Linked DNA regions of Homo sapiens: region 1 is linked to region 2. A link is a loop called in an ENCODE intact Hi-C map of the cell type or tissue named here. Cell type or tissue: gastrocnemius medialis. All regions are shown on one strand. Links, peaks and the distances in the headings refer to the core of each region. The heading gives the core; the rest is flanking DNA. Region 1 has its middle 62 kb from the start of LINC00593. Region 2 has its middle 45 kb from the start of LINC00593.

Region 1 (5,377 bases), core at 301-5,300, 110 kb before region 2:
TTTTGGGCTGGGCGTGTGGGTACACGCCTATAATCCCAGAACTTTGAGAGGCTGAGGCAGGTGGATCACTTGAGGTCAGGAATTCGAGATAACCCTGGCCAACATGGCAAAACCCCATCTACTAAAAATACAAAAATTAGCTGGGTGTGGTGGCACATGCCTATAATCCCAGCTACTTGGGAGGATGAGGCAGAATTGTTTGAACTGGGGAGACGGAAGTTGCAGTGAGCTGAGATCGCGCCACTGCACTCCAGCCTGGGCAACAGAGTGAGACCCTGTCTCAAAAAAAAAAAAAAAAAAGGAAAAAAGAAAAAAGAAAAGAAAATAAATTAAACAATTTTATGCATTAAGCACCTACTGTGTGAGCGCATCATGCTAGACTGCCATCAGGATCTTGCCTGTGATGACCTGTGAGGTGCAGAAAAAATTGGTCCCCTGAATCCTTGCACAGTACATGGGCGTCTTTAGTGCTAACATGCCTTGTCTGTACCCCAGACTCTTCCTTCAGCTACCAAGGTCCTCACCTCTTCCTCTTGTTCCAAACCAGTTGGATAGAGCTCCAAAGAACATTTAATAAATTCACACACACTCAGGTATAGATAACTGATAACCACTTGATGTGTGATGTGTTGTTTCTCCAAGGGATTATTTTAATTCCAAGAAAGATCTAAACCTAAAGCAGATGTTCTTAATCCAGGTCCATGGAAGGTCTGAGTGTGGGTACAGTCAATGTGCTCAAACTTTTTTCTCTGGGGAGACAGTCCATATCTTTTATCAGATTCACCATTGGTCTGTGAACCAAAAAAGATTAAGAAATTGTTCCCCTCCGTCTCTACTAAATTACAAAAAATTAGCAGGGTGTGGTGGTCTGCACTTGTAGTCCCAGCTACTAGGGAGACTGAGGCAGGGGGATCGCTTGAACCAGGGAGGCAGAGATCGCAGTGAGCCAAGATTGTGCCACTGCCCTCCAGCCTGGTGACAGAGCAAGATTCCATCTCAAAAAAAAAAAAAAAAAAAAAAGAAATGGTTCCCTAGAGTGGGGCTGTCCAGTAGAACTTTCTGTGGTGAAGGAAGTATTCTATATCTGTGCTGTCCAATATGGTAATCACTAACCACTTGTGGCTATTGAGCACCGGAATTGTAGCTGGGGCAAGTGAGGAACTGAATTTTAAAATCTATATGAGTTAATTTAGATTTAAACATAAATAGCTTAGCATGGCTGGTGGCTGGTGGCTACCATATTAGGCCGTGTAGCCTGAGATGATAACGATTTGATAGTAGAATTTTAGATATGTTGAAGAGGTGACATTTTAGAGTATACAAGGGGATTCTTATGAACAAGAATTTCTCAAAATTTCTCTAAAATTTAAATTTCTTTAAAATTTAAAAATTCATTGGTTCATTTACTCATTCATTCATTCAGGCATGCACATACATGAATCAGCACTGACATCTGCTGAGCAGCCACCAGGCTTGTGGTACTGAGAGAACAAAAGGTGACTAGGAGAGTTTTTTACAATTTACTGGGACCAGAGTGTCTGCCTAGACAGGTCCCTTTGAGGATGCCTTTGTATTTAAAAAAGCAAATTTTAAAAAAATGGATTTCCCTACTTGTCAAATCCTTATGACATTTGACAATCTCAAACAAGAGAATGTTTCTTCCCCTTGGAAGAACGTTTGATCCCCACAGATAGGGAGGAAGCGGATCAAGTAGCTTGCAAAGTGGAAGAGGCTGGGGATATCTCCTGGAGGATCAGGTTCCATTTATAAATGGGAATCTCACAGTTAATGTTTTATGGATGTCGGTGAGGCAACCTTTGGGAAACAAGGGGACTGAGCATCTGGTATTTATTGATTTTGAAGCTTCTTTTCTTCCATGTTATCAGTAGCTCATCTACTCTTGGGTTGTGGTGAGGGTTAATTAGCTTTTATGGGTGAGCTCTTATAGCAGTGCCTGTTGCACCATGAGTGCTCTGTGTCAGTTATTATTATTGTTGAGAAAGTGCCCGGTAAATGTAGAAGCGGTAGGTGCTCAATACATTTGTTGAATGAATGACTGAAATTGCTTAGTGCACAAAATTAAAAAGCGTCAAGCAGAATCAAAGCTGAATGTCAGTGTCTGCAATGGCCTTTGCCAATTGCAAAATAGGCCAGTACCATGGCCAAGGCAATGAGTCTCTGCTTTGTGAATGCGCCCATGAGGGTTTGCCATCACAGCACGATGACTCCCAACTGAGGGCCTTGGCTTCTCAAGTGGAAATGGACTAGACATTGCTTAAGACCTGCTTCAGCTGTCCTGATCTAAGAACGTGTCACCTATCTCTAGCTGGGTCTTTTCAGCATGTCAGGCACAATGACAACATCTAAATCTACTCCAGCCAAGAGAGCTACAACAATCCACTATGTGAACATAGAGACCAGAATTCAGTTCCAAACAACCCATTTTGCAACAGCTTAAGAATTTCCAGTTGTGTCTTCTAATGAACATCAACTCCAGAAGTGGGACGGCACTGTAGACATTTGCAAGTGAGTTATGGAGGCGCTCTCAGCCCTGCCAAGGAAGGGGATGCGCCAGCATCCCTAGAAATAGACAAAACAACTCCAGCAAGGTCCCAATTGCACACTATAGAATTTTTAAAACTTGGAGCGAACAACCCCTTCCATGTCTGGCTGTCATTAAGCTGGACAGTCATAACTCCTTTCTGCTGGCTGCCTTCAGCCCTTCATGTTGTCTTTATCTTGTCAACACAGAACCCTTTGGCCTCCAATCCTATTCTTCTGATTAAAATGCCAGCATTGCTCTCCAGATAGCTCTTAACTTTATATCCTCTTAGAAGAAAAACAAAAAGGAAAATTGATCAGGACAGTTCAGTGTGTGAGGAATGGACATCATTTTAGGGTGGGGAGTGGAGGAGGAGGAGGCTGGTCCATGGTAAGGTTGCTAGAAGACTCTGTCCTGCATGGGTCTCAGGAATGAGGTCTTCATGCTTGAGTGGGGAACCAGGCTGCAAAGAGGAATGTGAGTTGGCATCTCATGGGATGACTTCAGTTCTGAGGGAATCCTTCCAGACTGGATATTTCTGAAAAGTGATAACCCCAGATCTGCCTGCCCAACCACTGTTCTTCATTCTCTCCCTCCTCCTCTGGATTGCATAGTAAAGAGAGGGGAGGGGAGGGAGCTAGTACTTGGAGTTGGCCAAACCTGGTCAACCCAGTAATTTCCTAGTTACATAGCATTGGGCAAATGTGTTCATCTCTCTGGGCCTCTGATTCCTTAACTGTGAAATGGGAATATTAAATCTATCTTGTAGAATCATTGGAGGGTGAAATAACTGTATGTGAAAGAAGTTACACGTTGAGAGGAGTTTTTGTTATTGTGATATATAATGTCTTTATTTAGCATTAAGCTGTTGGGCTCACTCTAGTGGATCTCACTCATCTCGGTTTTCTCAAAGAACCCTGTTTTTACCTTCCAACAACTGGTGCATTTTACTCCAAGATTTCCTGGTTTTATGGCATTATTTCCACCATCTTTGGCAACGTACCTTCCTTTGCCAACCAACACATGCTCACAAACCCTCCATTCAACATTTAACAAACATTCACTGAGTGCCTACTCATGCATTCTCTGTATGCCAGACCATCAGTGAACAAAATAAAGATTTAGGTGCACATTCTAGGAAGGCGAGAGAGACAATAACTGTAATACATAAGTAACTTATACAATCTATTAAGAAGTGGTAAGTGCTATGAGAAACTGAAAAGTGGGCTGAGAATGGAGTTGTCCAAGGTGTGGGCTGCAGTGGTTAATAGGGTGCTCAGGGTGGCCTCATGGACAAAGCAAAATGTTAACAAAGACGTGATGGAGATGAGGAAGTTGGCCAAGAAGAAGAAGTTGGCAGAGTAACTTTCTAGGCAGAGGCAACAGTTCAGCAGAGATGTGAAGCTGTGCAGGAATGTTCAAGGGCAGGAAGGACCTAGAGTCAGGGTTTTAGAAAAGGGCATGCAGATGGAGTTGATGGAAAGTGCAGGTCACACGGGGCCTTGTTGGCCATTGCAAGGATTTGAGGTTTGACTCTGCATGGAGTAGAAGTCCACTGTAGGGCTTTGAGCAGAGGAGAAACCTGATTGATTGCACTTGTGTTTTAAAAGGGTCTTCTGGCTCTATGTTAACGGTAGATGGTAGGAGGTAAGAGTGGAAAGAGGGAGACCCATTTGGGAATCTTTGCTGTAAGGTACAGGATAAATGATGGTGGCTTACACCAAGGTGGTATCAGGGGAAGTGGGGAGAATGGTCAGAGTCTGGATCTATTTGAAGGTGGAAGCACCAGGTTTGCTGATCTATTAGATGTAGGGTGTGAGAGAAAGGGAGGAATCAAGGGCATCTCCAAGGTTTTTGGCTGAGCAAGAGGAAGGATGGAGGTGCTATCAGCTCAGCTGAGGAAAGCTGTGGGTGGAGACAGTTTTGGGTAGGAGGAGATTGGGAATTTTGGATATGTTGAGTTTTAGATGCCTGTTAGACATCTAAGTTAAGATGTTGAGTGGGTGTTTGGATATATAAGACTGAAGTCCAGGAAAGAGGTCTGAGCTGGAAATATAAACGTGGGAGTCAGCAGCATCGAGTTGGTATTTAAAGCCATGAGACTAGATTGCCATGAGCCTTTCTTCCCAAAAACCCAATATACACGCATAATAATTTTCATTTGTGACTGTGTCACAGATTTCCCAAGGATCTCCCATCATCTATCAGTGGATGGTTAATTATAAAATTTGAAAAGCCTAAGACTGTCAGTGGTTGGAAGGTGGAGTAGGAGATAGAAGCTCAGAGCAATTTGTTAACTTTTAAGTCTCTTAGTTGGACTGAAGGCATGTACCAGTGCCCAGGGTAACATAGGCAAGATGGCAAAGTGGGGTGGTGAATTATATTTTTGGGAGAAGAGCCGTAATTCAGTGTGGTGGGGTAGTAGTCCCTCTTTCTCTCAGTCTCTGTATCTGAGTTTCCAGTCACACAGCATAGACCTGACACCAAAGCCATGCTCAACCACGAGCTTGAGATTCCAGGATGATAGTCCCTGAGAAGGCAAAGTTGTCATCTCTCAAGGCCAGGAAGGAAGGAGATGCACTGCCCTAACCAAGAAGATTTCACACTGGAATTCAGGGAAGCTAGAGAGCCACACATGGGATATGGTGCTTGGTGTGTACTATGCATGGGATGTTGAAACAGCAACCATGGAGGAGACGTCCAGGGATTTCCAGGGGCACAGCCAGGAAGAGTCCATGCACACCCAACTACAACCCCATGTCCCACACCCAGTGAACAACTCCATGAGCTATAAGCAGTGCTGAGTTCTAAGCCAGAGGTTCCAAATGATGTTGT
Region 2 (5,377 bases), core at 140-5,139:
GTAGACAGAAAGAATGGGTTTCATTAATTCTATGTGCCAAGTAAGGAAACCAGGGGTGGGAGCATGTTGGGAGAAGCAGCAACTTACCTGAATGGTGAGTTTGGGTGAAGGAGTTCTGCCGCTCTGAGTTTCCCCCAGGGGATCTGCTTGCCTGCTGAGAGGTGCCCTGGGCCCAGCCTCTGAGGGTGGGCCTGCAATCAGCCTGTTGGCTCTGCGTCAGGGAGGAAAAGGCTAAGCCAAGCTGACTCAGAAGATGTGCTGAGTCCATCCTCCCAGGGACCCGAGCATCCCTGTCTGAGTAGCACGTGTCAGAGGTGCTGATATTTTGATCTTCATCTGAATGACCCCTCCAGCAATCTCCCAATTTGTTCTGAACTAAGTGGGAGAAGTACCAAAATGCTGTTTATCCTTTCCCCAAAACCCCAACAGAGATGATAAGCAACTTGGTCAGACAATCCAAGACTTTACCTGGAGTCACCTAGCCGTCAACCTCTTACCCTTTTCAGCTGGAGGAACCTTGTCAGAGAGAGACATTTAAACAATGATTTAAACCAACAATGACTTAAAGCCTGCAGGATTCATCAGAACCATCAGTATTCTCCTGTGCTCTGTGAATCTCCGAGAGGAGTTAGATAAACATGCCTCATTTCCCAGTCTTATTTGACCACAGATTTGTTTCTTTCTCTCATAGGTCCATGTGAAGGTCTAGTGTTCTACCGTTCCATATTTTTGGACATGTTGCCACAGATAGCCAATTGCTTCTTGAGAGTTGCAGTGGAAAGAGACAAAAGGCTTAGCTTCACTGCAAAAGGGGTTGGGTGACCTTGGACAAATCCCTAAGCCTCAGTTTCTGTGTCTTTCAAACAGGGATCATACGCTGATCTCATAACATTGATGTAAGGATAAAATGAGATAACAAATATCCCCAGCAGATCCTTCCCAGCAGTAAAAGTCATCACACAGGTGTATAATCTTGTACCCAAAAAGGTGTACCAGATGTGGGATTTACAAAAAAGATCAATGGACAAGTAACTCTTTCTTTGACCAAAGAACTCTCTGAGTTGCAAAAGGACTAACAAGGTTTTTTAAAGCTGCAAACCCCTGTTGACCTCTCTCCCCCAGGCTAATTTAGAAGAGAGTACAATTTTAAAGACTTCAACCTACCAGAAGCAGGTCTATTTATAAACCAAAGCTCAGGCGCAGAATTCTGTGAGTTCACTTCCATGCTCAGCAAGGTCCCCTTATCATCTCTGGAGCCCTGCCTAGTAATTAAGACCCTGAGTCCACCACTTCTCCATTAGGGTTTTCCTCTGAGATGCCCTATACGAGTTCCTTGCAGACTCAGATCCTCATCCCCACATGCCCAAGCCAAGTTCATTCCAGTCTTCTGGATGCCTGGGATTGGCTCCTCCCTGTGGCAAAGTTGGCTGGTTACCCCTGATAATGCACTCTCCCCATGCATGCCCCTCAGTGATAGAACTTAAGACTGCATTTCCCAGACTCCTTGTGGAGGTAGAAGTGGCTGCAAGAAGAAGTTCTATCAATGAGATATGTTTGGAAGTCACACGTACCAGTTCTGGGTCAGCCTGTCCTGAATGGGAATGACTTTTCTTCAATTTCTACTTTTCCTCTTCCTGTAGGTTAGAATAGTGATGAGATGGCAGGCTCTAGAGCAGCCGTTTTGAACCGTATGGTGAAGGTTGTTGATTGAGAATGGCAGAGCAACAAGGTGGATGGGGCCTGGGTCTCCAAAACCATGAAACTGCCGTAGGAGCCCTGGACTGCTTAAATTAATACTGTTATCGGGGGAGCAATACACTTCTGTTGTGTTTAAGACATTGTTGTTTTGGCCTTTCAGTTACAGCAGCTGAACTACTTCTCTTTGCATAACTACTTCTAACTGCTCTTTAAAACCCATGATATCTGCCCTTCCATGCCACACCACCCAGCCCAGAACCTATTGCCTATACCAAATCTTGATGCACTGAATTCTGTTTGATTTAACTTTATTGGCCCCAGTATAGAGTGTGCTGAACACCATGAAAAGATAGTTACAGAGTTGCTTTATATGACCTTCACTTGTTCTTGCTTGGTTTGGTGTCTCTGCTGCAGGTATATTCTCCCAAACAGTGCTGTGTACCACTGCAGGGCAGGGCCAGGTCACAGACCTGTGTCACCACCGTTCATGGTGCATAACACTCAATTGAGACCAAAAGAAACCAATGGGGACATAAAGCCAGCCAAGGCTGGTGGGGTGTGGCAGGGGACAGTCCCGGCGCTGAGCCTTTAAATACAACCTGATGTCAGAGAACTCTGACATGTAACTCGAGACAAGACCTGCTATAATAGGATCCTTCCAACGTGGAAAAATAAGGTAGGCCGACTGCCGCCACCATGGAGAGGCGACAAATATTTGCGCTCCGGCGTAAGGATGCCTGGCTGACTCTGTGCTGTCACAGGGAGACATGCACACCTGTTGCAGCTGGAGCACAGTCAACCCCAGCCAGCCACCCTCAGATAGACCAGTAGAGTACTGGGAAATAACAGGCGATGCTAGCTATTACACAATGAAGCTGTGAGCAGCTTGGCAAGACAGAATGGACTGCCTCGTGAGGTAGTGAGCTCCCTGACAGTAGAGGTAACCAAGCCAGGTGACCACTGTGGAAATGCTTTAAGCTCATTCCAACCTAAGTTTGGAGAAAGAGATTGCCACGGGCGGCTTGAGGTTTTACAATATTATGATTTTTCAGACTGCAGTGCACATCTCCCCTCCATTGACTCCATCCCAGCATTTGTCTCCAGGAACCTACTGGTGTTCGAAGTTCTGCTATCAGGGCTTTATTCTGTGAGGGTAAGGTGCCACAATCTTCTGGAGCTGTTGGTTAAATAGAGGTTGCTACATAATGTTGTAGTTGTTGGCTTTTTTTCTGTGAATTCATTTAGCGGACGCTTCTCCCCAGTAGCTTGGGAAGAGATTGTTGGAGCACTGGTCATCATAGTAGGGGTCTTTGATTCAGATGCACCATGAAGGCAGGATGTGCGTGGGATCAGGGGTGGTGGTGGTGAGAGCTCTGAGGGAAAAGGAGGATGTGGGAAAGTAGAAGTGGCAGGAGTGCATGACCAAAAACACTCTCATCTAATTCACAGCTGAGCCCAGGCTGGCCCTACCTGGACCAAAATCCCAACATCAGTGCAGTATCTTCTACCTCCCAATAAAAGCCTCCCAAGGAAGCACTGGGCTAGAAGTCCAAAGACTTTCTGGTGGTCCTGGCTGGGCCACTCCCTGGCAGTGGGCTTTGGGTACGTCCCAATGCCACCTTGCAAAGCTAAGCTCCCTCTGTGCCCAAACGAGAGGAGGCATGCGCTGGTCTCCAAGGACCCTCCTACCCTGACATGGTCTGAGGGCGGGACCAAGGCACTAGGGCGGGCTTTGGGGTCCCCAGACCTGGTTGTGAAACTCAGCTCTGCTTTCTCAGAACCATGCCACCTTGAGCAAGTTACCTAAACTTCCTGAGCCTCAGTCCGCACATCTGTGAAATGGGGACAGTAATACTTGCTTTGAAGGATTGTTAAGATGATAAAATATGTCATTTTACTAGTTGATGCCTCAGTGGGAAATAGCGGGCTTCAACCATAAAAGGGAGCATCTGAAGGGTGCATCGTCCTCTGATTGATATCGGGCCTGGGTCTTCATCCTTTTCTTCAACAGATGTTTTTTTGCGCTTCTACTATGTGCCAGGCACATTGAACTATACAAAGTTCAACTCTACATCGTTGAACTATGCAAACACCCCTGACCTTGGACCAAGCCCATCCTGACTGCCTATCTGACAGTCCGTGAGCTCCTCAGGCCCCTCATCCTTGAATCTGCCCCGCCCTGAGCTCTGAACACATCTCTCTAGTACTTCCAAGGAGCTCCAGCCTCCCACACCCCTACCAAGCCATTCCTCCCTAGGCTTCCCAATTCCAGGGAAGTTAGTGGGGTACCATAAATTGGGGCCAAACTGTCGCAGGCTTACTACACGCAGGTTCATGAAATGTCCTTATTCAGAGATGTAAGAAATCATTTTCCCACAACGCTCAAGTCTGACTTCAAATTAGAATCACCTGGCAATTTACAAAAACATCTTGATGTGGGGTCCCACTCCTAGAAAAATCTCACTCAAGGGATCTGGGCTGGAGCTTGGGCAGTGATAGTTTCAAAGCTCCCCAGGCAATTCTAATGCATAAGAAACCTGTGTGAATCCAACCCGCCTCCCTTTGCAGATGGAAAGAGGAATTCACCAAGGTCAAATTCTACCTAGAAGCCCAGTGAGTTATGATTCTCTGTATTTTACAGACAAAGAAGCTGAGGATGACAGGGAGGAGGAGGCTTTGGGGAGCCCTTCTCCCATGAATCCTCCCCACCTTGGGCAGTGTATTTCATCTCAGCAGAAGCCTTCATTGCCTTAACTAAAAGACCTGGTACCAAGGCTGGGTGCGATGTTTCATGCCTATAATCCTAGCACTTTGGGAGGCTGAGGTGGGAGGATCGCCTGAGTTCAGGAGTTCAAAACCAGCCTGGGAACATAGGGAGACCCAGTCTCTAGAAAAAATAATAAAATTAGCTGAGTGTGGTGGTGTGTGCCTGTGGTCCTAGCTATTTGGAAGGCTGAGGTGGGAGGATCACTCGAGCCTGGGAGGCCGAGGCTGCAGTGAGCTGCGATCATTCCACTGCACTCTAGCCTGGGTGTCAGAGTGAGACCCTGTCTTAAAAGGAAATAAAAAAGCCTTTAAGAAATTGAGTACAGATTAATAAACTTAATAAATTAAATAAAAATAAAAAAAAGACCTGGTACCAATGGAGGCCTTTCAGGCACTATGACAGGCAGGGGTGGAAAATTTGAGGGTAGGAAGAGGACCTTCCACCTCCCATGCATAGTGCTGCTATTTGCCTGTCAGTGATCCACGTGCAAAGAGCCTGCTATGAAAGGCACCTGCATGGCCCCACCCCACCCAGGCAGGTGATGATGAGGGGCGCCAGGCAGGTATATGCAGCTCAGAAGGCTGAGCTCCCCGACAGGGGCCTGCAGCACCCAGTACTGGGACCCAAGGCCCCTGAAGAATGGAGAGCCCCCCGACAGGACAGAGGGGCTCGGTCCCAAGAGCAGTGGGGGAACAGAAATTGTCCCCTAGTAGGCTCTTTGGCAACCACCCAGACATTTCAACTCTCCCCCTCCCCAACAACCTCCTGGCAGGTGGGCCGAGATGCAGACCCAGTTGCCAGCCTTTGTCTCTCCCAGAGAGTTTGAGCAACTTGCTCTGAGCTCCTACCAGGTTGGGGACACTGCTCCTTCCTTCACATGGCAGCTGCTTTCAGAGTAAGCCTTGGTTACAA

Evidence for each region. Peaks named below come from ENCODE experiments on the same cell type or tissue, not always from the same donor. Only the 100,000 strongest peaks of a DNase experiment are listed, where the experiment ranks them.
Region 1: it touches region 2 in a loop (7-fold over the local background); 1 of 110 quality-filtered maps calls a loop at or near these places.

What each region holds. Positions count from the first base shown.
Region 1 is chr15:69,894,501-69,899,877 of GRCh38, reverse strand. No RefSeq gene overlaps it. Among named protein-coding and RNA genes, the nearest start is that of LINC00593, 62 kb to the right of the region's middle. In gastrocnemius medialis, for the core only: no CTCF peak of the experiment used is centred there; a DNase peak (open chromatin) is centred at 2,207.
Region 2 is chr15:69,787,871-69,793,247 of GRCh38, reverse strand. No RefSeq gene overlaps it. Among named protein-coding and RNA genes, the nearest start is that of LINC00593, 45 kb to the left of the region's middle. In gastrocnemius medialis, for the core only: no CTCF peak of the experiment used is centred there; a DNase peak (open chromatin) is centred at 2,487; H3K27ac peaks cover 1,260 bases.